3 separate regions of the Mus musculus genome follow, and all the other regions are linked to region 3. A link is a loop called in an ENCODE intact Hi-C map of the cell type or tissue named here. Cell type or tissue: heart. All regions are shown on one strand.

Evidence for each region. Peaks named below come from ENCODE experiments on the same cell type or tissue, not always from the same donor. Only the 100,000 strongest peaks of a DNase experiment are listed, where the experiment ranks them.
Region 1: a loop joins it to region 3, with 3 times the contacts of the local background. A loop is called at or near these places in 6 of 42 quality-filtered maps.
Region 2: it touches region 3 in a loop (2.4-fold over the local background); 3 of 42 quality-filtered maps call a loop at or near these places.

The regions. Positions count from the first base shown.
Region 1 is chr14:75,717,802-75,725,801 of GRCm38, reverse strand. It overlaps Cog3 (component of oligomeric golgi complex 3), which reads left to right. Exons shown (of 23, transcript NM_177381.3): 15 at 967-1,091; 16 at 3,611-3,700; 17 at 5,990-6,110. Among named protein-coding and RNA genes, the nearest start is that of Cog3, 33 kb to the left of the region's middle. In heart, CTCF peaks have their summits at 3,412 and 3,614 (motif pointing right); a DNase peak (open chromatin) is centred at 5,481.
Region 2 is chr14:75,252,813-75,260,812 of GRCm38, reverse strand. Cpb2 (carboxypeptidase B2 (plasma)) reads right to left here. Exons shown (of 11, transcript NM_019775.3): 2 at 4,782-4,857; 3 at 3,110-3,234; 4 at 34-142. It overlaps Gm35679 (a long non-coding RNA gene), which reads left to right. Exons shown (of 3, transcript XR_874823.2): 3 at 5,124-5,384. Among named protein-coding and RNA genes, the nearest start is that of Cpb2, 15 kb to the right of the region's middle. In heart, a CTCF peak has its summit at 4,075 (motif pointing left); no DNase peak of the experiment used is centred here.
Region 3 is chr14:75,636,114-75,644,113 of GRCm38, reverse strand. It overlaps Erich6b (glutamate rich 6B), which reads right to left and starts at 1,892. Exons shown (of 13, transcript NM_001369022.1): 1 at 1,826-1,892. Gm36219 (a long non-coding RNA gene) reads left to right here. Exons shown (of 6, transcript XR_383598.2): 2 at 628-770; 3 at 1,533-1,644; 4 at 1,780-2,270; 5 at 2,495-2,724; 6 at 5,143-5,273. In heart, a CTCF peak has its summit at 3,028 (motif pointing right); no DNase peak of the experiment used is centred here; H3K27me3 peaks cover 217 bases.

The DNA.
Region 1 (8,000 bases), 82 kb before region 3:
GTAGTATTGTGTCTCTCTAGAAGGAGGACATCTCTTGTGTAACCACAAGCGATATATCACCTCTTGTCTCAAGAGATGGATACAGCACCACCTTTGTGGTTGTTTTAAGTTTGGCTTTGGATACTGAAGTGTCTGTGATTCTCTTGCTAAGGTATTCTTCTGTTCAGATACTCTCTGATGGCCAAAAACTGCCTTTTCTGACCTTTCCTATTGTGGGGACAATTCTTATCATCTGAGAATTGATATGCCAACCAGACCTGTTAAGTGATAAGCTCAGAACTGAAGGCGAGGTGCCAGGCAAGCCAGCTTCGACCCATGTTCCTGATTGCTCTCTTTTACCAGGCCTGGGATAGGCCTCTAGTGTAGCTACTTGGGAGGCTGAGTCAAGAGGATCACAAGTTGAAGACCTGCCTAAACTATTTGTGAGTTTAGGTCACCTTGAACAACTTAGCAAGGTCCTGTCTCAGAATTTAAAAGGAGGGGAGATGGGACTATCGTGCAATGCTAGTGTTTGCCTGGCAATCATGAGGCCTTGGGTACAGTCCCTGTACTGAAAACATTAGCATTTTCCTGTCACTCCCTACTTTCATTGTCGGGCACTGCATATTAGATATTCTAGAACCTGCTTGTGGTCCTCAAGTATTCCATTGATTTACCCCATGAAGATTATTGAGCACAGTTTGTGAAAAACAGTAGGATTGAGTGGGATTGAGCATATATGTATACATGTACAGCTGACATGTGGACTCCGTTTTATTCATTTATTTATTTATTTATTTATTTATTTTTTAAGTCTTAACCTTTACCTGTCACTGGTTTAGACTTCTAGGGTATTTTTTTATTAAACATGGGGGGGGGGAATTGATGATAGCCAATGAAAATAAATAGTTTATAGCTGCCATGTAAATTACTGTATGGCAGATATCCACATGCCTGGAATATATGTTTTTTCCATTTGGGTTCTAGGTTCAACAGACTCCCTCAATCCTAGACCACAGACGACGATCTCTCCAGCAGATCTTCACGGGATGTGGTATCCCACAGTTCGAAGGACACTTGTCTGTCTCTCCAAATTATATAGATGCATAGATGTATGTTTGTGAATTCTTTTATCTTTACTGTGACTTGCTTATTCTAGAATTTGTTTGGAATATTTTTAAGTTTAGTCTACTTTGAGCTTGATGCAATATTTTGTTGATAGTCTTAAAGAGTTAGGATTTTTAGATATGGTGGTAATTTGAAGGTTGATCTATTTTAAGGGCTCATTGAAACTGTGGGTAAGTTTTAAATATGTGTTTATATTTGTGTCTTTCTAAGGACCAAGGTGGTAGTTTTTATCAAATTTTAAAGGAGTCTATTGCCCATGAATAAGTTTAAAATTACTAATTAATTTGTCTGCTCTAGTTTTTATGTGAAGAAGAGAGGTGCAGGAATGTGAAGCAATACGGAGATGCCAGATTGGCAACATAGTATTAAATGTAGCCACAGTGGTCTGTTTTTTGTTGTTGAGGCTGGGTCTTGCTAAGTAGGTGGCTGTAGTTGACCTTGAACCTGCAGATCCCTGTGCTTCGGCCTCCCTGTGCGGGCGTTGCAGGTGGGCCCCACTATGCCTAATCCCTGTAATTAGGTTTTGCACTTAACTTTCATCCAGCATCCTTAACAATAATGTGAGATTGCCCATGTTCCTAGCCATGAACAAAGTTTAGTTACTTCTGAAGTTAGCAGAATTTTTTAAAGCACCTTTTTAGACGACGCATTGGTTATTGTAAGCATGCTGACTTAATGATGCAGTTGTTATTCCCTTCAATGGCAGATTTGGCTACATATTTGCTGCCACTGGCTTATGTTTAAAGCAAAATAGTTTTATAAATTTGGTGGTTCCAACTCTTTATTTTTTAATTGATTATAATCTTACTGTATGTGAAGAGAAGTCATGTAACACGTTGTCCAGACTCCACTACTTTTTAAGACTATAGCTCCAAAGGAATAGGCGCATACACAGGAGCTCCGCACACACAGGCACACATGCGAGTTCCATGCTGCAGACTCTGCGGAACAAATGAGGCCTCGCACTTGTCTCGTGGCGTCAGTCACCCAGACTCCTCTGACTTACACTGTGGCGTGTGGATCTCTTCCAGTGCGGGCTAGGAGGACGTTTGACATCTTTGCTTCTTCAGGTTCCCAATAGGGAACAAGGCACGAGACCAGGGTTCTCAGAAACTCCTATTGTGGGGCTAAGATCCTAAGGGAAATGAGCATGAGTTATGTTCCCTCCGCAGCCCTCCCAGACCTCAGTGCATAAGGTCAAAGGTGGGTCCTAGGTTACTCCATCTGGTTTGCCTTATGCCTTAAGCTTACCTGTCCTTTATCACCTACTGATAACCAGATCTTCTGTTATTGGCTGTTAAGGCTGAGTCTCACTCTGTAGCCAATATTGCCCTAGAACTATGTAGCCCAGGTTGGCCTTGAACTCTCAGCAATCCCACCCCAGCCTTCGAAGTGCTAAGATTATAGACATAAGCTACTGTGCCTAGCTCTGAGGTAAAAAAAAAAATCTTTTTTTTTTTTTTTTGTTTGTTTGTTTGTCTCTTCTCTGCTCCCCAGACAGTGTCTCTTATAGTCCAGGCTGGCCCCTTTCTTGATATTGTCACTGAAACTGTCCTGGATTTTGATTATAGGCAGGTGCTTCCAAGCCTGGCTTCTCTGAACTGTACTTAAAATTTAAAAAAATAGATTTTATGTGTATACATGTTTTGCCTGCATGTATATCTGGGCATCATGTGTGTGCTACCAGAGGAGGGCAGAGGAAGGCATCACAGATGAACCTGGAGTCACAGATGGCTGTGAGCCACGATGTGGGTGCTGGGAATCAAACCTGGGTCCTTTGGAAGAATAACCAGTGCTCTTAACCACTTAAACCATCGCTCCAGCTCTCCCTTATATGAATTTAACCAAATGCCTCAGAAAGCTCCTATTTTTTAAAGTATTCTATAATTTACTGTTTTTTATTTCACAATATTTATTTATTTATTTGGTCAACTTTGTTCTGTTGATTATGTTGTTTCCATTTTCCTCTGTTTAAAAGAAGATTGTACTGAAAAGCCATGTTACATCTTAAAGCGTCTTCTCTAATTACCAGGGATACATCTTTAGAAGATAAACTGAGAGTTTGTTTTATAGTTAATTTCGAGTTTAGAAGCAGCCTACGAGGTGGTAGTGCACAATAAAATGTGAGTCCAGTACTAGGGAGGCCGAGGAAGGAGGGTCTGGAGTCTGGGGCCGACATGCACTGTATAGCAAGTTCTAGCACACTAAATGAGATTGTTCTGGAGTGGATATTCTGTAAGGTTAACCCTGCCTGCTTAATTGATCCCTGTATCTCCCAGTGACCGCACAGTGCTGGCCGTGAGTAGGTGCTAAAGGCCCTCCGAGCATTTCCAGACACGAGTGCACGTTACAGAGCCGTGTGGTAGTCCTGAAAGATTGTGAGATATTTGACAAATGGTTCAAGTGTGGAAGTGAACATTGTTCCCTGCTTTCATGGCTTTGCGGTTCCCTTTTTCTGCTCTGTCAATAACTATAGGCTGATGTTTCTCTCTTCTTCCACCAGAGGGCGGTGTTCCAAGGATTATCACAGGAAGCCTTGTCTGCCTGCATACAGTCCTTGCTAGGAGCATCAGAGTCTATCAGCAAAAACAAGGTTTGATGAAGCGTTAGGTGAAAGTTTATTACCTATAATAGTATTGTGCAACATGTCATTTATTTAGAGTCACAGAAATTTAAAACCGCTTAGCAGTAAGATTTGTTTGATTAGTAGGAGAGAATTTCGAGACCCTTTGAGGGAAACTGGTGTTTCATTGTAGTGCTCACAGAGGACTGCTCTAAGAAGTCTACTTTGCTAATGTACCAGGAGTGGAGCTGAGGGTCTAATGCTGTAGGATAAAGAGAGTACCCAGCGAGTGTGTTCAAGGAAACAGCAGGCCATCATGCCCACAGTATTTTAAAGACTTGACTTCCAGGGCAGGCAGTTAGAGTCCGTATGCTGTGTGACTTAAGCTAGCTGCCCTGACCACATGGCTTATGGTTTGGAATCAGCACAGGACCTGGGACTGGAAGCTGGTCTGTGCTTCTCCCTCGGCCTTGCCAGGAGGTGGAGCCCTCCTCTGCTCTCCCAGAATGCCTGTGCCACAGAGATGGAGCTCTGAGGCCACTGGTAGCCACAGTGCACCTTCAATCCTGTGCGTTCCAGATTGACAAATTCCATTTCTATCTTCAAAACTTTAGATAATTGAGGAGAGTCTCCTGATAAAAGTTGTCCCTAGAGAAGCTCTGCCTTTATGTCAGGTTCTCCTCTTGTGCATGGCTTTGAGAGATAATCTCTACATAGGGATTAAAGGAGCATGGGACAAACAAGTTCCAGATAGGCAGAGCTAAGTTTTAAATAATGTTTGCAAGATTCATCTCTCACAGTTTTATGATTGATCATGCCTAAAGTCCCTGTTGGAGATGGTTAGCTAAACTGGAACATGTTTTGTATGGTGGAGTATTGCACAGCTGCTAAATTTAAAGATGTAAAACAATAAACATCACTTCCCTGTATTATGACAAATAAAGGGTAGCAGAAATAAGATATAGACTGCGGCCTTATGTAGCAGAGATGCCACCGAGCTCTCTGCCCTCATCCCTACACATGTCTTTATTATTTACAGGTTTGTTCAGTGAGATGTTTCTCAGCTCTTTAGAAAGATTTGGTCATACTCGATAGCCTTTTGTACTCTATCCCTCTAAGCCCCCAAGCCTTCTGTCCTTACTATCTACCGCCCTTTATGTAACTGTTTCCTACATGTTCTAATGTCTGTCTGCAAACCTTCAGTTTGCTTGGTCAGAGTTGCTAGCACATTTGGTTTTGTGCCTGAGAATCTGTAATTTTTGCCTTCCAACTTACAAGTTTTTTTTAAGGTACATTATCATTGCATAAATTGAACACCTAGTGTGTAGTAAATTAACATAATACTATTTTCCTAAGTTACAACAACTGTAATAAAGAAAACAAAGTCTATGTGACTCAGTTACAACTCGAAAAAGTGTTTAGAATGCACAGCATTTCCTATTTGTCTGCTGCTGTGCTCACAAGCCAGGTGAGCCTCCATACATGTGCTGTTGCCATGGTGATTGTGCTCCTTAGGAGTCAGTGGGGAGAGGGACTGAGAGCAGTCACTGAGTCCTCTTCTACTGCTTATGAAGGGTAACTTTATCTTTGCCAAATTTAATATGCAGACTTCATTAGAAATGTTTCAAAATAAAATTCTGCCTCAAGGAACAGCCTTACTTTATTAATACACAAACTTTTACCACAAGGACTATAATTATTATGCTGGGACTTGGTCAGGTCAGAGCTTTGAGAGCGCCACTTAAGTCTCAGGCTCTTTCAGATAGTCCTGAGTTAGCAGAAGGGCTTGTACAGGGACAGCCAGCACGCTGTTGGTGTCTGGTAATCCAGGACGGGGGTGCCAGGCCAGTTTATATTTGGAAGCTCCTTTTGTACTGTGTCTGATGTTGTGGATATCAAAACCATGTAGGCCAAATAGGGAAGGATGTCCTCCTAAGAGAGGCTAGAAGGCTGTGAGCAAGCCCATTCAGACTCGTTCTCGGAGCTTTGCTGTGCTGCTCAGTGTGGCTCTTAGGTGGCAGCATTGTTTTTTAATCTCTGTCCCAAGTTGAAAGTCTCGACTTCTCTTCCTAGCACTTGTGTGGTTTGCTCTCTTGGGTTCCTTAAGTAGACCAAGTCATAATGTTCAAAGTCCTACCAAGAATTTTCCAGAGAACTTTGACATGGGTAACCTGGAGAGAGCTCATGGTACTGCAGAGAACTATCACTTTGAGGCTGTAAGTTTGCATAGATTTAATGTTGAGTGATAATGTCTTTTATATGTTCCTATTTTGATTTAATCTGTGACAATATCCATTTTTTTTTTGTCTTATAATTTAGACTCAGATTGATGGACAACTTTTCTTAATTAAACACCTTTTGATTCTTCGAGAACAAATTGCTCCATTTCACACTGAATTCACCATTAAGGAAATTTCCCTGGACCTCAAGAAAACTAGAGGTACTTTGTTGTCCTGGCTGGCACAGTTGGGTGTATTTGACCTGTCCAGGTGTGTCAGCACAGGCTACAGGTTTATTTTATGTTCATCTGCAATTTCTTTTGCATGCTTTGCTTGCTAAATTTACTTATTCATACTAAACTAAGCTGTCAGTATCCTAATTACTTCTAATTTGTTTTATTTTCTTTATTAAAGGAGCTATATCTGAACATTTCCATGTGTGATACAGTTTAACTCTCTTGGGCCCTTCCAGATACTACCATTAGAAGCAGTTATGAGATGAAAATAACTATAAATAAATACCTATAAGACACATAGCAGTATCTGTGTCATCAAATTGAGGTTTATCTGGTACCTGAGAGTCAGGTTTTATTCTTGGCTCCTGTGTAGACTTGAACTAAGGGGCGGTTAGCTTCAATAACCCATCTTCCTCCTGTATAAAGGGAACAGAGTGACATCATCTTCCTTCCTTGATTACCAAGATCATTAAGAGTGAAACCAAAGATATGTCACTGTGTTTAAGGTAACATGGAGTTGGAGATGCTTACTGTTCAGTATGGTGGTGTGACATATGTCAAGTTCTGACTCATCTTGGGAAAGATGATCCACTTGTCTTAATTATTGTTATTGAATTTACAAGTTTGGGGGGGTGGTCTAGACAGGTTTTTTGTGTATAGCCCTGGCTGTCCTGGAGCTCACCCTGTAGACCAGGCTGTCCTTGAACTCACATAGGTCTATCTGGCTTCGCCTCCTGAGTGTTGGGATTAAGGACGTATGCCACCAGATTCATCCAGAATTAACAGATTTTGAAGAGATCAAAATACATACAATCCAAGCTCTTGACTGTAAGTTAAGGACACCATAAATATCACATTTTTATTACAGATTTTTGTGAGCTCTGTTATTTTTTCAGTGATTTCCAGAGATTTAAGCTCCTTTACCTTAAGCATTTGTTTGTGCAGTGGGCTAACTACCCTCTTAATCTTGAGGTAACTGAAGCAATAGTGACTCAAATCATTTTCTATGTTCTGTGATTCAGAAATGCCAAGTAAAGAACCCCAAAGGTAGCAGGCATTCGCTCCCCTGTCACTGTGCTTATCTGAAAGAGAGGACTGGATTTAACTCAGAGGAGCTCCACACCGGTCTTGTGATGAGTGACATCAAAGCAGTTGGCCCAGTGTTCCTCCTTGTGCTGTCGTAGGACAGCCGCAGCAAATGCCTTTTGATTTTGGAAAGCCTGTGGGTGTTTGCCATATAATTTGTCATTTTCCTTTTCAAATAAGATCCAGGTTTTCTGGGCGTTGCTTTTAAAAAATGACCACTGTTTAACAAGCATGTTTGTGCACAGAGCTTCTGGCCCCAGCTCCTAGGTGATGCCCTTCTTTTGGTGCGAGGTATAAGAATGGTGCTTTTAACCACGCAGAGCTTGTGGCTGCTGATGGCCCTTATTGGGTGATAGGATGCAGCACGGTTGCTAACTCTTGTTTCTTTCTAATCTGGATGCTGCTACCACTTGGCTCTGCTCTGAGTCTGCTGAGACATAAGAAAATGAAGTAGACTAAGATTTTGGCAGGAATTCTTTCCTACTATAGTATGAGGGTCATGTTCTTGCCATGTGGTGATGTGGTTCTGAGAACAGTTTCTCCCAAGTACTGAGTCTGATCGAGGTTCCTTTTCATTGAGACCCAGTGCAGGCAGTACTTATGCCTGTGGAGTGTACCCAGTGCAGGCAGTACTTACGCCTGTGGGGTGTACCCATTGCAGGCAGTACTTACGCCTGTGGGGTGTACCCATTGCAGGCAGTACTTACGCCTGTGGGGTGTACCCAGTGCAGGCAGTACTTACGCCTGTGGGGTGTACCCAGTGCAAGCAGTACTTACGCCTGTGGAGTG
Region 2 (8,000 bases), 380 kb after region 3:
ACAGTACCTTTGAGGAATGGCGAGGTGACTTACTTCATTTAGCGAGTGATACTGCTCATAGTATGAAGCGGAGGCGCGGGGGCTGACCGTGTCATTGAAAGTCTGCTGTTCAATTAGGTCCTCCACGTTGTTCATCAGAACGCTGATGAGGAAGCAGAAGGTGAGCAGTTACCAAGCACAGTGCTGGCCTTCTCACAGGGCCCCTTGCAGGCATGGAATGTGTGCTTATGGGAAGATTGACAGCAGTTCAGCAGGTAGAACAACACAGCGGTGTGTGGAGACAAGATGAATCCACAGACCCTATTGGCAGAGCCCCGTGGACACTGGGAAGAGGGCATGAGGTATGATTTCAGAACTGCCTAGATCTCATCCATCTCTACCAATATCTCTATTTCTGGACTGTGATTCGTTGGTGTGTTTTCTCTGAAAATTGTGATAGCTGATCTTGGTTGTTATCCTGACATAACCTCGAAGAAGGAACCTCAACTGAAGAACTGTCTCTACCATATTGGCATGTGGGCAAGTCGGTGGGGCAGTTTTTGGATTGCTAGCTGATGTAAGAAGGCCCCGCCCACTGTGGGTAGTACCATCCCTAGGCAGATGGGCTATATTAACCAAGGTTGCTGAATATGAGCCTGAGAGAGAGCCAGTTAGCCACACTCTTCCGTGGCTTCTGCTTCAAGCTACTGCCTTAACATCCCTCAGTGACAGACTAGAATATGCAAGATTAAATAAGCTCTTTCCTTCTAAAGTTGTTTTTAGTCTTGGTATTTATCACAGCAACAGTATTGCGGCTAGAGACAGAGACTGATGGACACCTGCTTCAATCGCTAGCAATATCTATCTTCAGTGAAGGACACGGGAGAGACACACCGAGCAGCCCTTCTTCCTTGTGTTTCACTGATGTAACCTAGATGTTCTGCAGGACGAAACATGAGCAAACTTTTGCAAATCAAAATGCAGGGAAAGATAAAATTGAGACTGTTAGCTTGCTTACCTACTAACTAGGCAAGTACTTTACCAGAATTATCCATGAGCTATAGGGCTGAACAATTTGGAATTAGCTCTCATACTGATGAAAATTTCTTTATTTAGGCCAGTGGGATGATTTTTGCCTCCATGTTTCAACTGGCTGACATTGGGAAGTTTCCTTGTAAGTTAAAAAAAAAAAATTCCAGGGCTGGAGAGACAATGGAGAACACTGGGTGCTTCGGCAGAAGACAGAATCTAGGTTCCTACCACCCACATGGTGGCTCCCAACATCTAGTCTGTGGGATTCAATACCTTCATCTGGCCTCCATGGTCATTGTGCACATGTGGTACAGAGACATATGTGCAAGCAAAATATGTGCACATAAAATAAATGGACCTCTAAACTTTTTTCATCTGTCTCTGGGGACAGCATTAACTTGGCACAGTTCTATAAGGACAAGAGGAACCATGTGCAGGTTGGCTCAGTGTAGTTCCTGGAAGGGGCAGTAAATACCTCTAATAAATCATCAATAACTCTCCCAGCATATTTTACAGAGGGTGTCCATTGGCACACCTCAGACCACGGTCTCATGAAGTATAAAGGGACGGCAGGGGGACCCTGGCTCGTGGCTCAGGAAAGGAGAACGTAGCCAGAGAAAGCAGAGGAGGGAATGGCCTCTGCACAGAAACACCCAGTACGCTGGACTTGCTTTTTTATTTTTGAAACGCCTTTGAATCACTTAAGATGCAGTCAGTGTTATCTCCCGTCACTGCACATTTATAATTTCTACAAAATCATACAGGTGGACTAAGTGGCAGTGCTGAACTCCAGTGTCAGACCCTCTTTCTAGTTGAGGGCTGGCCCTTCAGAAACATTCACTAGCTTTGAGAAGAAAGAATCCGAGACAGATTCATCTCCTTTTCCAAGAGACATCTCAACGCCTACCAGAGGGTGACGGTCATTGTCCACTTGACAGCCTCTGGAATCACTGAAGAGACAGGTTTCTGGGCATGTGAGGGACTTTCCTAGATTAGGTTAACTGGGGCAGGAAGACCATTCTTAAATATAGATGGAGGTATTCCGTGGGCTACGTACGGTCCAGCCAGCAACAGAGCTCCTTACTTTCTGCTTTCTGACTATAAATGCAGTGTGCCTGGCTCCTGCCCCCATGCTTTGCTACCATGATGGATTGTGCACAAGGACAACCCCTTCTATGGTGACTATTCTTAAAAGTCAACTTGACTACATGTGGAATTTACTAAAAACCTAAGCAGATGGACACATTTGTGAGTACCATGTAGCTAATTGGATGGTATGAAGACTCATCTTAAGTCTGAATCATTTGAGGTCAGAAGACCGACTCTATGTCTGGGTCCCACCTTCTCGTGCCAACCTATGTAGAGGACACAGAAGAAAGGAGCATTGCTTCTTGCCTGCTTTCTCCTCTCTGTCTCTGTCTCTCTAACTGACAAGAGCATCTATCCTGATGCTGAGGTATTCCTTCACTGGTATTAGAGCCTATTTTTCAGGACTCCAAAGGACGCTGAACACCAGCTGAGACATATTAGTTTTCGGAGCTCTGATAGCCTCTTCCAGTTCTGTGGGCACCAGGCACACATATGGTGTGCGCAGGAAAAATGTCTATGCACATAAAAGTAAATGAAACTCTTTACAAGTGTGCCTACTATTAAGTATTTATGTATTTATGTACATAATTATACACACACACACAGTATCAACTCTGTTCCTCTAGAGAACCCTGCCTAATACATCTTCCTTCTTTCCTTAGGTTTCTTTTGTAAGTTTTTTTTTTTAAATTGTAACAAGGAGACAACTAAATTCACAGTGATGACAGTTTTGCCTACTAGGTCTAGGAAGAGATTAGTCACAGAAAGGATGGATGAGAGGTTTGGAAGACCACTGTGTCTTAATTCCGACTGAAGTGGTAAGATGTTAAACCACTTGTCATTGAATTACTGAATTGGGTCTCAGGTCTCATCACCAGCCTGTCCCAGAAGCTGCCCCGCCATTTTTGATGCACGCCATTTTCCCACAAACCAACTATACTGTTTCTCAGTCAAAGACACGGTAGGTGCTTATCATAGGTTCTGAATACACATAGTAAAGGATACGTACTTAAATGGAATTCTGCTCACATTTAAATGCGCTTTGACACTGTCGACATCAGACGCATTCACAAAAAAGTGGACTTCCTTTTTCTTCTCGATGAATTCAGCTGTCACTGGCTGCCAGAGAACGACCTACAGTTTCCAGGGGGGAGATTGGCAAATTGAAAGCTGAACCGTACACATCATTTGCAAATGCAGCTAGGCCCATCTAGCTACTTGTCTCTAAAGAGGCTGTGTCAAAGGCACCTTTCAGTCAATCTCCACCCTGCACACGGTAATATAAACACTCATTTTGCAGGGGGCTCTTTTTACCCACTGCCGTTCTAGCTGCCAACTAGGCCCTGGAGCACTCCAGGTGCTTCATATTTGATAAGGGGATGAATACATTTATGAATACTACCGAGCTGGATGTGTCTTTCAGGAGCTTAAAAGAAAAAAGAAATTCTAAGGAAGGAAGTTTGATTATACATTGATTTTGTTTAATAAAGATTCTGTGCATTGATATTATTATCACATTAGTGTCCCATTTTTTCATCTAATGCCTCTGAATATTTACATTTTTATCATTCTACTACACTTCTCCAAAGTTCTCTTTCTCTTTCTTTCTTTCTTCCTCTTTCTTTCTTTCTTTCTTTCTTTCTTTCTTTCTTTCTTTCTTTCTTTCTTTCTTTCTTTCTTTCTTTCTTTCCTCTTATTAGAATACCAACCAGGCAGATGTAAAGATTAACTCAGTGTTATGACATATATGTGTGTGTGTGTGTGTGTTTGTGTGTGTATGTGTGAAAATGTCAAAATGAACTCAGGGTTTTTTTGTAAGCTAATTAAACAATGAAAATAAAAAATAGACAAGGAACAGAACAAAGTGGTTAAAAATCGAGACTTTTGATCCTTTCTCTAGAGATACTTCATTTTTTATCTTATGAGAGGGTCACGGACATGCTCCACTCAGCTCTGTGCCTGTCAGAGGTGCAGGTGACTCCTAGTGGCCACCCATGTGATATACAGTCCGGGCTGAGGCCTTACTGCCCAGGGCTGCTGCTCATGCCACCTCACACTACACGTAGGGTCATTCCTCCCAGAGGTGGGCTTCTGGTAACCATTTTGCTAAAGTGAAGCTTCCATTGCCTGACCCGGGAAATTCTCTGCAGTCTGAGAACTATCATCATGCCTCTCCATTCTACTGGGTCATCTTCTGCCCCGTGCAGTGAAGGTGCCTCCACCTTCTCCAGCTTCCTCCCTTCTCTTTATGATTAGCAAGCGTCCCTTACTGCTTGCACCTGTATTGGATCTCTAGTCCCCAAAGCACACTAACAAACATAGGCTCATTTACTCTCTGCTGCCTGTCAATCTTCCACAGCTTGGACTTCCGGGGAGGTTGGACCCAGCCCAGACAATTTAATAAAAGTTTCCCTTTAGCTCATGTGCCTACTACCCCTTGGCTAAGAACCACTATTCTCCAAGCAAAATATTATCAGTCTTCTATGGTAACAGCTTTGTGCTGACATGCTTACAGCTTCAAGGTAATGCCATGATATCTCAAGTAAAGGTAAAGGTTTGATTCTGGAAACCAAAGGCTATGTGATTATAGCCGGATGCCCATAGGCAGACTGGAGGGGGAACACAGTTCACAATGCTCGCAGGGGAAAAGTGCTAATGTAAATGTAAGTTAGGGGAAATACCTCATACGTTGTAGTAAGATTCTGAAGTAGTTGAACTTGCCTGGAGGTTCTTGGAAGAGCAGATAAAACCTGGCCACTGGGGAGGGAAACAGGGTTCAGTTAAATAACAACATGACAGGAATGCACACCTATTGAAGGAAACAAAACTTAAAGTGTATTAGGGCACAGGCAGACTCAGTGTAGAGGGTTAACAGCCTCTTTCTCATAGTTATACTCCTAACCAACCAGAGAACCAGAGCTCTTAAGCAGAGCACCAATCTCTTTCCTGTCCCTTCTGTGCATGCAGGTGCACAAGGACTTGTATCCAACAAATAACAAGTTTGCTTTTGTTTTTGCACACAGAGAATGCAGAACTCTACTTCGCTGTCACTGGGAATGTGAATTAGTAGAGCTCAGATGTGCTCTGACAATGCTGCTGGGATGAAGAAATGAAATTAGTACATCAGAGAGACATCTGCAACTCTCACGTTTGTTGCAATACCCCTCGCTGCTGTGGAGTCAATCTGAGTATCCATCAGTGGATAAGTTGATAAAGAAAGTGTGATAAATCTCTCTCTCTCTCTCTCTCTCTCTCTCTCTCTCTCACACACACACACACACACACACACACATGCATGCATTAAAACAATTGAGATCCTTGGGCCTGGAGAGATGGCTCAGTGGTTAAGAGCATTTGTTACCCTTGATGAGGACCCAGGTTCAATTCCCAGCACCCACATGGTAGGTCAAAACCATTTGCAATATAGTTCTGGGAGATCTGACCTTCTTCTGACATCTGTAGGCCCCAGGCACTTACACAGTGCATATACATACAGGGCAGGCAAAACACTCATACACACATTAAAAAAAAATAGGAAAATGTAAGAGAAAAAAGTGTCAGACAATGGGATTCTGTCATGTATGTGAACAGAGATTATGTTAAGTGAAATAAGCCAAGCATAGAGAGGCTAACACTATGTGATCTTATCCACAGGTGGACTCTAGAGGAGATCTCAAGAAGGGAGAGAGCAGAAAAGTGGTTACCAAAGAAGCTGGGAAGTATAGGAGGAGATGGGGGAGGGGGGTGTCGATCCTCAGATCCAAATTAGTGTTCAATGAATATATTATACCACACAGGAGCAACTATGATAAACAAGAAATACTGTGCTATATATTCACATCGCTAGAAGAGAGAATATGAATGCTTTCATAAATAAAATATAAAGCTTTGAAAAAGGGAGATACGAACTACCCTGATCCAACTAGACACTGTGCATGTGTATCCTCATGTGCCACTGTATCCCACAAATACGCAGAATTGCCATGTCAACTAATAGCAACATAATAGTGAGGATTTGAGATATAACAGAGCATTGTGTTAACAGTAGTTAAGTTCACCCCACTTAAGAAATCCGACTCCAGGTCAGGTACCATGGTGTAGCCTGTAATCCCAAACACTCTCAAGGCTGAAGGAAAATGAACCCCAGACCAGCCTGGGCTACAGAACAAATTCCAGGCCAGCCTGAGCTACACAGTGAGATCCTACATCAAGCATCACCACACCTCCACCCTCATCGTGCACAGGAGGAGAAAGACTCAGAGAGAGCTCGACTGCCATCCTTGGAGGTCCCTGTGTGGTCTTTCTTCCTCTCTCACATCCCTATCCTCCCAAAGACACCCAGCACCTTCCCTTCCCATTCTTGCTCCTCATTATCTTTTGCTTCACTTTACAGTGGTTTTTCTTATACACAGCAGCGGGTTATTGTCTGTGGAGATCCTTCAGGAGCTGTCTGGATTTATTTGATTTTTATTTTAATCTTATAAAAAAGAAAATAAGAGACATAGCTTGGTGGTAGTGTGCCTGCCTTGCATGGACCATAGATTTTGTTAAAGTTTAAAAGAGCACATTCTAAGAACTCGTGCGAACTATGCTTCCTCTCTTACAGTTGCGTGTTCAAGCTTGTTGCCACAGCTCACGTTACAAGCATTTCCTGGCCAGTGGACTTGCTGAGTCCTGAGGTAGGCATCACGTTCCTCTCACAAGATAATGTCAAATTAGTCCATCACTTTTTTCATTCATTTGTATTTCCTGTGGGGAAGATTTCCCCTGACCCCCTCCTGCCATCGCTTGATGACATCTGCCCTCTAACTTCTACCTTCAACATAAGCACACAGCTCTTGTATTTTAATTTTCTGACTAACTTGGTTTTTAAGGTTGTGGCTTCTACCAACTGTGCACACTTTTATGTCCTAACTATTTTGCATTCCAGTTTGTACTGATGTGTTGTTTATATCCAGTTTATTTGCTCTTTTTTTCTCCTACTCATTCCTTCATGGTTTTGTGATAATTGACCATATCACTTATTTCTTTTGGGGGGCACTAATCTTTATCAGCGACTCATACTGCAAAAGTCTTCTACCAGTCTCAAATTTGTCTCCCTGCCCTCCCCCTTTAATTTTCTTTTGTTATTTCCAGTGTTGGGTTTGAATTCAGGCACTTGTGCCTGCCAGGGAAGTGCTTTGTTACTGAGCTATAGCCCTGGCTTCTTTTTAAGATATAGTTTTATCCATCATTTTCTTACAGATTGATAGGTAAGAGGTCTTACCAAGCTTTGAAATACAATAGTAGTCACATCTATATCTTTCATCTTTCTGTTTTAAATTATTTTATGCATTATGTAGGGTGTTTTGCCTACATGTGTGTGAGGTGACCATGGAGGCCAGAAGAGGGTGTCAGATCCCAAGAACTAGAGTTATAGACAGTTGTGAGCTGCCACATGGGTGCTAAGAATCAAATCCAGAGGTGCCCTTAAGCTACCTCTTCAGTCCCCCAATGTACTTGTCTTTCCTATCCCATCTTTTAAGTCATTGGAAATGATTGGTAGGGAGTATAGCAAAGGAATTCTCTGTCTCTCTGTCTCTCTCTCTCTGTCTCTCTCTCTCTCTGTCTCTCTCTCTGTGTGTGTGTGTCTCTGTCGCTCTTTCTTTCCCCTTTTAACATCATATCATCATTTAAGAATCTCCAATACCTTCCAAAGATATATATGTCACTATTGATGTGGGTTTTTACACTACCTGACAGAGAAAATGTGCATCAAACCATGTCTTTTACCCAGGCTACAGAAAAGTTGCATCCCCCGGCCTTGCACATGGCTATGCTGAGGCCTGACTTTCAGCCAGTGGGGATGTGCATGGCTGAAAGCATGCTAGAGCAAAGAACTTCAAGACAGACATCGAGCT
Region 3 (8,000 bases):
CAGGGGTGACTCAGCCACTTTTCTCATTGCTGTGACGTAATACTTGACAGGAATAAATTAGGGGAAGATTCATCTTGGCTCACGGTTTCAGAAGGATCAGTCTACCGTGGTAAGGGAGGCATGACAGGGAGTCCCACCGCAGTAGGGGTGCTTGGCGGGTTCTTCACACAAAGCCTGAAGCAGGAAGCAGAGAACACAGACTGGGACCAGAAGCAAGTAAAACCTCCAGTGATCCTAAGTCCCAAAGGCTCCCCAGCTTCCAGAACAGCGCTACCATCTGGGACTCAAGTGTTCAAACACATGAGCTTACAGGGGACATTTAACATTTAAACTACAACACAGTCTCTGCTATTAGTGCTACATCAATCAATACTAAGAGTCAATCTGGCTTGTATTTAGTAGTAAGAGGGCAAGAATTCAGGCAATGGAATCACATGACACTGGCACCTCAGAGCTAGAGCAAGCCTTGGTCACATGATCAGTCCTGAATCTGGGGCCTGCTCCCCCAGGCTGTTCTTGTTTCTAGGTTTGTGTAGAGAAAGTGTGTCTTTACCCCCCCCCCCCCCCAGCTCTCACACTGTACCTCTGCAAGTCTCACATCTGTCGGCACATCTGCCTCACTCACAGGATGCAATTCCACCTCAATGCCTGGCTTACTGTGAGCTCTCAACAGAAGTTTGTACACTGAATTAATGAGCTGCAGAAGAGAGGCATACAGGAGACTGACTGCAAATGGTTTGGATGTTTCATCCACCTAACCTTCCAATGGGGTGAGTGATGGGCTCAGACAGTGAAGCCAGGAGTGGATGAAGACATCGTTGAGTGAACCCTGGGACCCCTGGGCTTCCCTGGGATTCTGGAAGCAGGTGTTTAGAAAACCTGCAGGAAACAAGGGGGCAGATCTCACTTCCGTCATGGGGAGTCCTACAGTGTTCTGCGAATCTGGAACACTGCTGTCTGGAACTGTTTATAAGTCCTGTTATTTAGCTCTCTGGCAGGGCCCTTGCTGGAAGGCAGCTGCTTTTCCTCTTGAGGGGGACTACTGATGGCTGCTTCTGTTTTGCTGGTCTGAATCCACCTTCAAACATGCCAGGGACAAACTCTAGATTCCCAAAGCTTCACTAAACCCTCATGCACCAATTGCTGTAGCCTTTACAAACAGACACCCAGTGCCCTGCTGAGAATATTGTCTAGGGCTTATTTACTTATTTGCTTTCTTTTAACAAATAGGATTTCAAATATATTGGAATTTGGCCGTTGAAAGGGGGTGACTTTGAGCTTGCAGTCATCGGTACAGAACACTTGTGAAAAGCCAACCTTTGGCTTTGGCTCTGCTCCCTCTTGACCCCCCCCCCCCAGGCTAGGTAGGGGGGTGCTGTTTCTCTCAAACCTCCCAAAAGTGAGAGGCAGGGGTGGGTGAGTGGGTGGGTGGGTGGTGGTGGTGGTGGTGGTAGAAAAAACCTGAGTGACCTGCTTTGAGTCCCAGGGGTAGGCCTGGGCAAGACAAGTTTTAATTTGAGGATTCTTTTCAGTGCCTGGATTCTCTGGAGGAGACGAACCCACCCCTTTATTTGTACTGGACCAGTAGAACACCACTCTTCACAGGGGGAGGATGGTGTCAAGGCAGGAAACAGAAAGATCAAGGTAGTGCAGGAGTAGAAAAAACAAAACAGACAAAATAACAAGCAACAAAGGGGTCTGGGTACTTGGCATATCCCGTTGCTATCCTTGGACTCTGCCACCCTGGACTCTCTCTCTCCATTGCTTCTTCCTTTCCAGGGCCCAAAGGCTGGAGGAGCCCAGGCCTGGCCTTCAGAGCTCTTACCCAATCTTGGATCCTGGCCGCGAGTCAACTGCACCCTTCCAATCTCGAGTTTAAGTCGCTCTCTGTTACCATGGGAACGGAACACGCATCTCTACCACTTCTCTGTTGTTTCGGGCATTCTATACCTTGGACCCTTAGCTTCCAGTTCCCAGCCAAAGGAGGAGAGGGGAGAGGGAGAGGGAGGGAAGGGAGTCTGGCTTCTAAGGTGAAAAGATGGTAGGAGTGCCTCCCAGGGCATCCCGTGTGGACTCACCTGCGCTGGAACCCAGGACCAACATCTCTAAGCCCCTGGGTGTCACCATCAGCTCATCGGCTCCGTTGAGTGCTATCCATGAGACAGAGAGTTGCCTTTGGGAACATGCATGGGCCTGATCTGGAGTCAGGGGACAGAACCCCGGTGAAATGTACTGATCGTGACTCTAGATGGACTCGCTGGTGTTGCAGGGTGGGTTGGGATGGACGGAGAGGAGGTCAGACCAGCCGATTTGAATACAGGGGTGGGCATTTCTGGTACTTGTACAGAAGTTTCATCAGAAAGAGAGCTGGGCATTTGAAATGTGATGCTTTGTTGTGATTTCCCATTCTTAATAAGCAATTGTGTTTGCATCTAAGTTTGTAATTCCAATTCTTTCTTTTCTGAGTGAGTCTGACAAGCTGTATAAACTGCAGGTTTCTGTGACGCCTAAGCAGTCACTAGGACTGTGTGTTCCTGGCTAATAGTGCCTCCTGGTGGCCTGGGCTAGACTCCTGGGAAGAGCTGAGAACAACAACAACACAAAAGAAACTGCTGGGAAAGTAAGGGGCACAGACCCACCGGGAAACCAGTAAACAGAGAACAGTCGGTGGCCGTTTCTGCCCCTCTCCGAGGCAATGAGGAGACCCAGGCGAGGCTCATAAAGGTATTGCTGGGCAGGAGAGTGGAGAACTGATCTGGCTGCTTTGGGTATGCTTTGGGTATCAAGCAGACTCAAGGGCAGTGCCAAGGGCTGGCCTGTGAGAATGGGTATAGCTGCCCCTCCCTGCCCGCACCATCATCTCCAATGCCCTTACATGAATCTAAGTAAAAAAGTGTGCTGTATTGTGTACACACAGCTTCAAGGAAAGTTTCCAAGTCTGTCATTTCAAGCAGTGCCCTTAGCTTCAGAGTCCATGTCAGGGTTCCCTTCCTGTCAGCCTGGTGTCTGGAATCTAGGCCATTGTTACTGTACAGTCTTCCACAAGATGGCGCCCACTGGTTTTATGTAGATGGGGTCATTCCTTTGGGGAGATTAAAAAAAAAAGATTTATTTATGTATATGAGTGCTCTATCTGCATGCCAGAAGAGGGCATCAGATCCCAGATTAGATGCTTGTGAGCCACCATGCGGTTGCTAGGAACTGAACTCAGGACCTCTGTGAGAGCATCCAGTGCTTTAATTGCTGAGCCATCATCTCTCCAGCCCCTGTGGGGATTTTCTTAAACACCTACTACATGCCTATATCATATTAGGAGGTGTTGGGAACATAGATGGAGTGAGACAGAAACATTACAGGTTTTAAGTTATTTAGTGACTAGCCTCCAAATACCACTGAATCGGTCATGGATCTGGGTGGGAATTTATCTGTCTCTTTCCTTTGGTAGTAATTATCAGCCCTACCTCTGGACCATCTTGCCCCAGGGAAGAAATGCAACCACAATGCTCACTCTTGGCAAAGGCAAGCCTAGGATCGTAGTGGATGGAGAGAGGCAGAGAGGCAGGCGGAGGTCCTTGTGAGAGTAATTACTGCCTGCCTCTCTGGGTTCAGTAAGGCATACATGCCATTAGGTCCCTGAACAAAGCATCTTTTCAGACATTTCCTACCCCACAAGGCTGCTTCTAGAGATGCCTTGCTCAGCTATCATGGAAGACTATGCTCTCTATTAGAGGCTGATAGGAAAATGGTGATAAGACAAATGTTTTCATAAATCTTGCCATAAGCACCCAATAAAGACATAGTTTACTTTCTTGTGGCCGTCTGCTTGATTTGGCCTTTCTACCTGGGTGCCCAGAAGAAACATCCATCCATGTAGCCTGGACTGTGGGTGGCCCCTCCCCCAAGCTACCCTTCCTCTAGTCTCTGTCATTTGATAAAGAGCTGCGCCATTGCTCCGACCAAGCACCTAGAGATGCTCTCCTGTGTCCCAGGTGAATGCGCTTCTGACTCCTAGGTCCTCTACCCAAACACATATCCAGAGGCTGATCATTCCTTCTGCTTCCTCTTCTCTGGGAGATTTTACAAGGCTCTTAGTTGGTCTTCTAATTCCCTCCCTCCATAGCTCACAAAGAGAGTAATTACTTAAAATATATCAGGTCATGGCTTTCCTCCTCCTTCTTTTTAGAAAGATAAAACTCAAGGCCTCCCTTCCCGTCCTCCCACTACAATCCCACCCGTGTACTATGACTTCCAGAAGGCTTGGCCTCAGTTTCCCAGGCATCTAAGCTGGGACACTGTGTTGACCCCCAAGTGGGGCAGCCTGGGAACTGACCTCACTTCTCTTTCTGTTGTCTGTCCCCTGTCTGCCTCTTTGATTCCCAAAGCAGACTTTCTGTCTTCTCCAGCCGTCAGCTACCAGGTCTCTCATTCGAAGGTTGCTTTTGGCAACAGGAGAACCTACAGCCTAATGGAGGGTCTAGGGACAGCATCTATTGCTTTCCTGTACCTGCCTGACACTTAACACACAGCCAGATGAGCCTAGACTGACAAGACTTTTTCGTAAAGCCTTGCTAGTGACTTCCTTTTACCACTTCTTGCTCCAGGTGACTGCAAATGGACTCAGTGGAATCTGTTTTAACATCTTTCAGAGACAATGGTTTTGAAGGAGCACTTAGCAAATGCTAGGTGTGATTTTTCTTCTTATTCAGAAGGCCCCAGCTTCTTCCTTTAAGGAAGAGGGTACAGGACATGGCTTTAGCCGTTGGTAGTATCCTCATTTCCACCGGCCTTTGTGTCTTGTACTGTGCCTATTTTATTTATTACCTATGTATGTATTTAGCGTGTCATATTCATGTGGAGTCCAGAGGACACCCTTTGGTATTTTTCATATTTTGAGACAAGGACCCTCACTGGCCCTAGACTCGCCAAGACTGGTCGGTCAGCAGGCTTCAGGGATCCATCTCTGCCTCCCAAGCACTAGGATTACCAAGCATGTGCTACCCTGCCTGGCGCCTTTTATGTGGACTCTGGGGATCTTGCTCTAGTCCTCATTCTTGCAAAGCAAGCACTTATTGCCTTAGCTACACTCCAGCCCCCATTACTTCTTGATTCTCATCCTCTGAATTTCTCCATTCTCCTTCCTAGGACAGTTGGCGTTGATGACAGAACCTCAGGACTTCTAAAGGCTGATATGGGTGAAGAGACATCTTGAGCTGCCATCTCTTCCATTATATATTTTGAATGTCTGCTTCTCTTACACTTGGAGATTCTTCAAAAGATTATAAGAACCTCTTTGACCTGGGAAGGCTTCTTTGTATATCTTGGGGGTTCTAGACCCCCACTGGCCATAAGGAATTGTCCTGTAGGGTGGCAGAGGCCAGGGGTGTTTTCCTGACCCAGGACTAGAGGAACAGATGAAGAATCAAGTCAATGTGTTGCTCTCCTGCTTCCACCATGCAGACTACATCTCAACATGTGAAGGAAAAAAAAATTCAGGGAGATATACTGTAGAGCAAAGGGGTGGGCATGGGGGAGGGGAAAGAGGGACCAACAGCTGTAGGTTATATCTGTCTCTTTGGTGGCTGTCTTAGTTAGGGTTTTACTGCTGTGAAGAGACACCATGACCAAGGCAAGTCTTATAAAAAACATTTAATTGGGGCTGGCTTACATTATCTTCAGTCCATTATCATCAAGGTGGGAGCATGGCAGCATCCAGGCTGTCATGGTGCAGGCAGAGCTGAGAGTTCTACGTCTTCATCCAAAGGCTGCTAGTGGAAGACTGACTTCCAGGCAACTGGGGTGAGAGTCTTAAGCCCACACCCACAGTGACACACCTACTCCAACCAGGTCATACCTGTTCCAACAAGGCCACACCTCCAAATGGTGCCACTCCCTGGTCCAAGAATATACAAACCATCACAGTGGCAGAACATATCTAAATTACTGCATCTGGTGGCTGAGATGGATTTTGTTGTTGTTGGATTCTTGTGTTATATTTGGGTTGAAAATTTTTGGCAGGGCAACTGGCTTGTTGTTGTAACACTCATAAGTTATGTCTACGTTTGCAAGGGACCAATCATAATAATGGCCCTTAGGGCCTATGGAGATAGGGCCTAGGCCCAAGCCTCCACCGTGGGGTCATTGATGATATCCCATGAATAGGACAGATTAATGTTAACTTGAGAACATTTTCTCTGGACACTGACTCGTGGGGTGTCCTTGTTCTGTAGCAAGCTTGGCCACTTTCCCAGAGTCTTCTGTTGTCTCCTGGATGGACATCAGATTGGCTGAGGATAATCCTGAAGCACCCCACTGCTGGGTGGCAGTTGATATAAAGTCCTTCTCGTAGCTCCTCTTGGATCCTTTTCAAAGCTCTTCCTGGGAGCCATTGGAAGAAACTCCTTTTCGTGGCACCTGTTTATTACAGGGCTTCTGGCTTTCCACACATGCAGGGATTTGGAGTAGTGAGTTTCATATCTTTGGCCTCAGTAGTACAACCAGTTTGAAAATCATTAAGTTCTTTCCGTGCTGGAGATTGAAGCTAGGACCTTGTCCTTGTTAGGCAAACATTCTGTCACTGAGCTATATCATACGCAACCCTGAGCAATTTTAAAGGACGGTCATCCATGGTTAAACAGAGCAAACATAATGTCTTCCAATGCAAGGCAAAGCTTTGCTCTAATGCAGAGTCAGTGTAAGCTTGCAGTTGTCTCCTGATGCCCCTGGATAGGAGATTTTGAGGGCATGAAAGCTAGCCCTGCAACTATGAGGGCAGGTCTGCTGCAGGGCACTAGCCCTGTCTGAGGGTGGTGCTCTGGAGTACAGATAAATGGAAGGGTCTGTGGAACCTAGACTGGCCATGCTCACCTAGCTCTCCTGTGCAGACAATGAATCTTGGTGTAAGAGCCTCTGGATGTATTATCTCGAGATGCAAGCAGCTTTCATAACCTGTTCAAGGCAATGATGAACTCATCAAAAGGAGAACGTTTCCTGGCTTTGGGAGAGGCGGGCTGTGATTGGGTGCTTGTGCCTCAGTGATTTATAGATCTCTCTCTCTCTCTCTCTCTCTCTCTCTAATGCAGTTGGGATTGGGAGTGAAGGTCAGAGTGGGTATTTTAGTAGATATATTTGAGTGGATTCTAGGTATAAATTATGCAACACTTGAACTTCATCGCAGATACAAATTGAACACCTCCTTGGCGGTGTTGAGGGAGTTGTGACTGATTTGTGGTTGGCTTGTGTATGAGAATTGGTCGCCCTTCCGTTATGAAAGTATTTTTTCACTTTAGGACAACCGTAATTAATTAAGAGTTCATGGTGATGGGGGTCACGAAGGGGAACGCTTGGTGAAATGACCTTTTAAGTGCGTGCCTTCCCACAAGGCCTCCGCGGTAGATTCCTCTCAGAGTTTGAACAGAAATCATCAGAGCCCCTCTGAGTACTTCATGCAACACTTTTACTAGGCCATTAAAGCCATAGCTTGCTTGAGTGGCAGCTGGGATAGTTATCTTTCCGGTGACAAAGAAGAGATGTGTTTCGTTTCAGTTTGAGACTCCTTGTTATCGATTATGGGGGGAGACCTGATTTAACTTCTCTATTTGAAGGTGGTAACACCTCGGCAGCTCAGCTTTTTACCAGCCGTGCTAATTGGATGGAGCGGAGAGGCAGCCAGGAACAACGTTCTTCAGAGCTCACTAATCTGTTAGACCAGTGGTAGGTAGCATGGGCGCCCTGAAGCTTTGACCTGAGCTTTCTCTGAAAGCCCAGAAGCCCCAGGAGCCAAGGCAATTGTTTCCACACCAGGCTTTTACTGCTAAACATAAATCCTGAGAACACTGGTCTCCTGGGCAAACAAAGACTTCATTTTAAAGCCCCCACCCCCAACCCCTTCTCATTGGCAAGATGTCAACTTAAGCCTGTGGAAGATGGGGAAACTTCCACCGAGGACTCTGTGTGGCTGTTTCTGGGCCAAGTCTGCTGGGATAGGGGGCTGTCTCGTTATT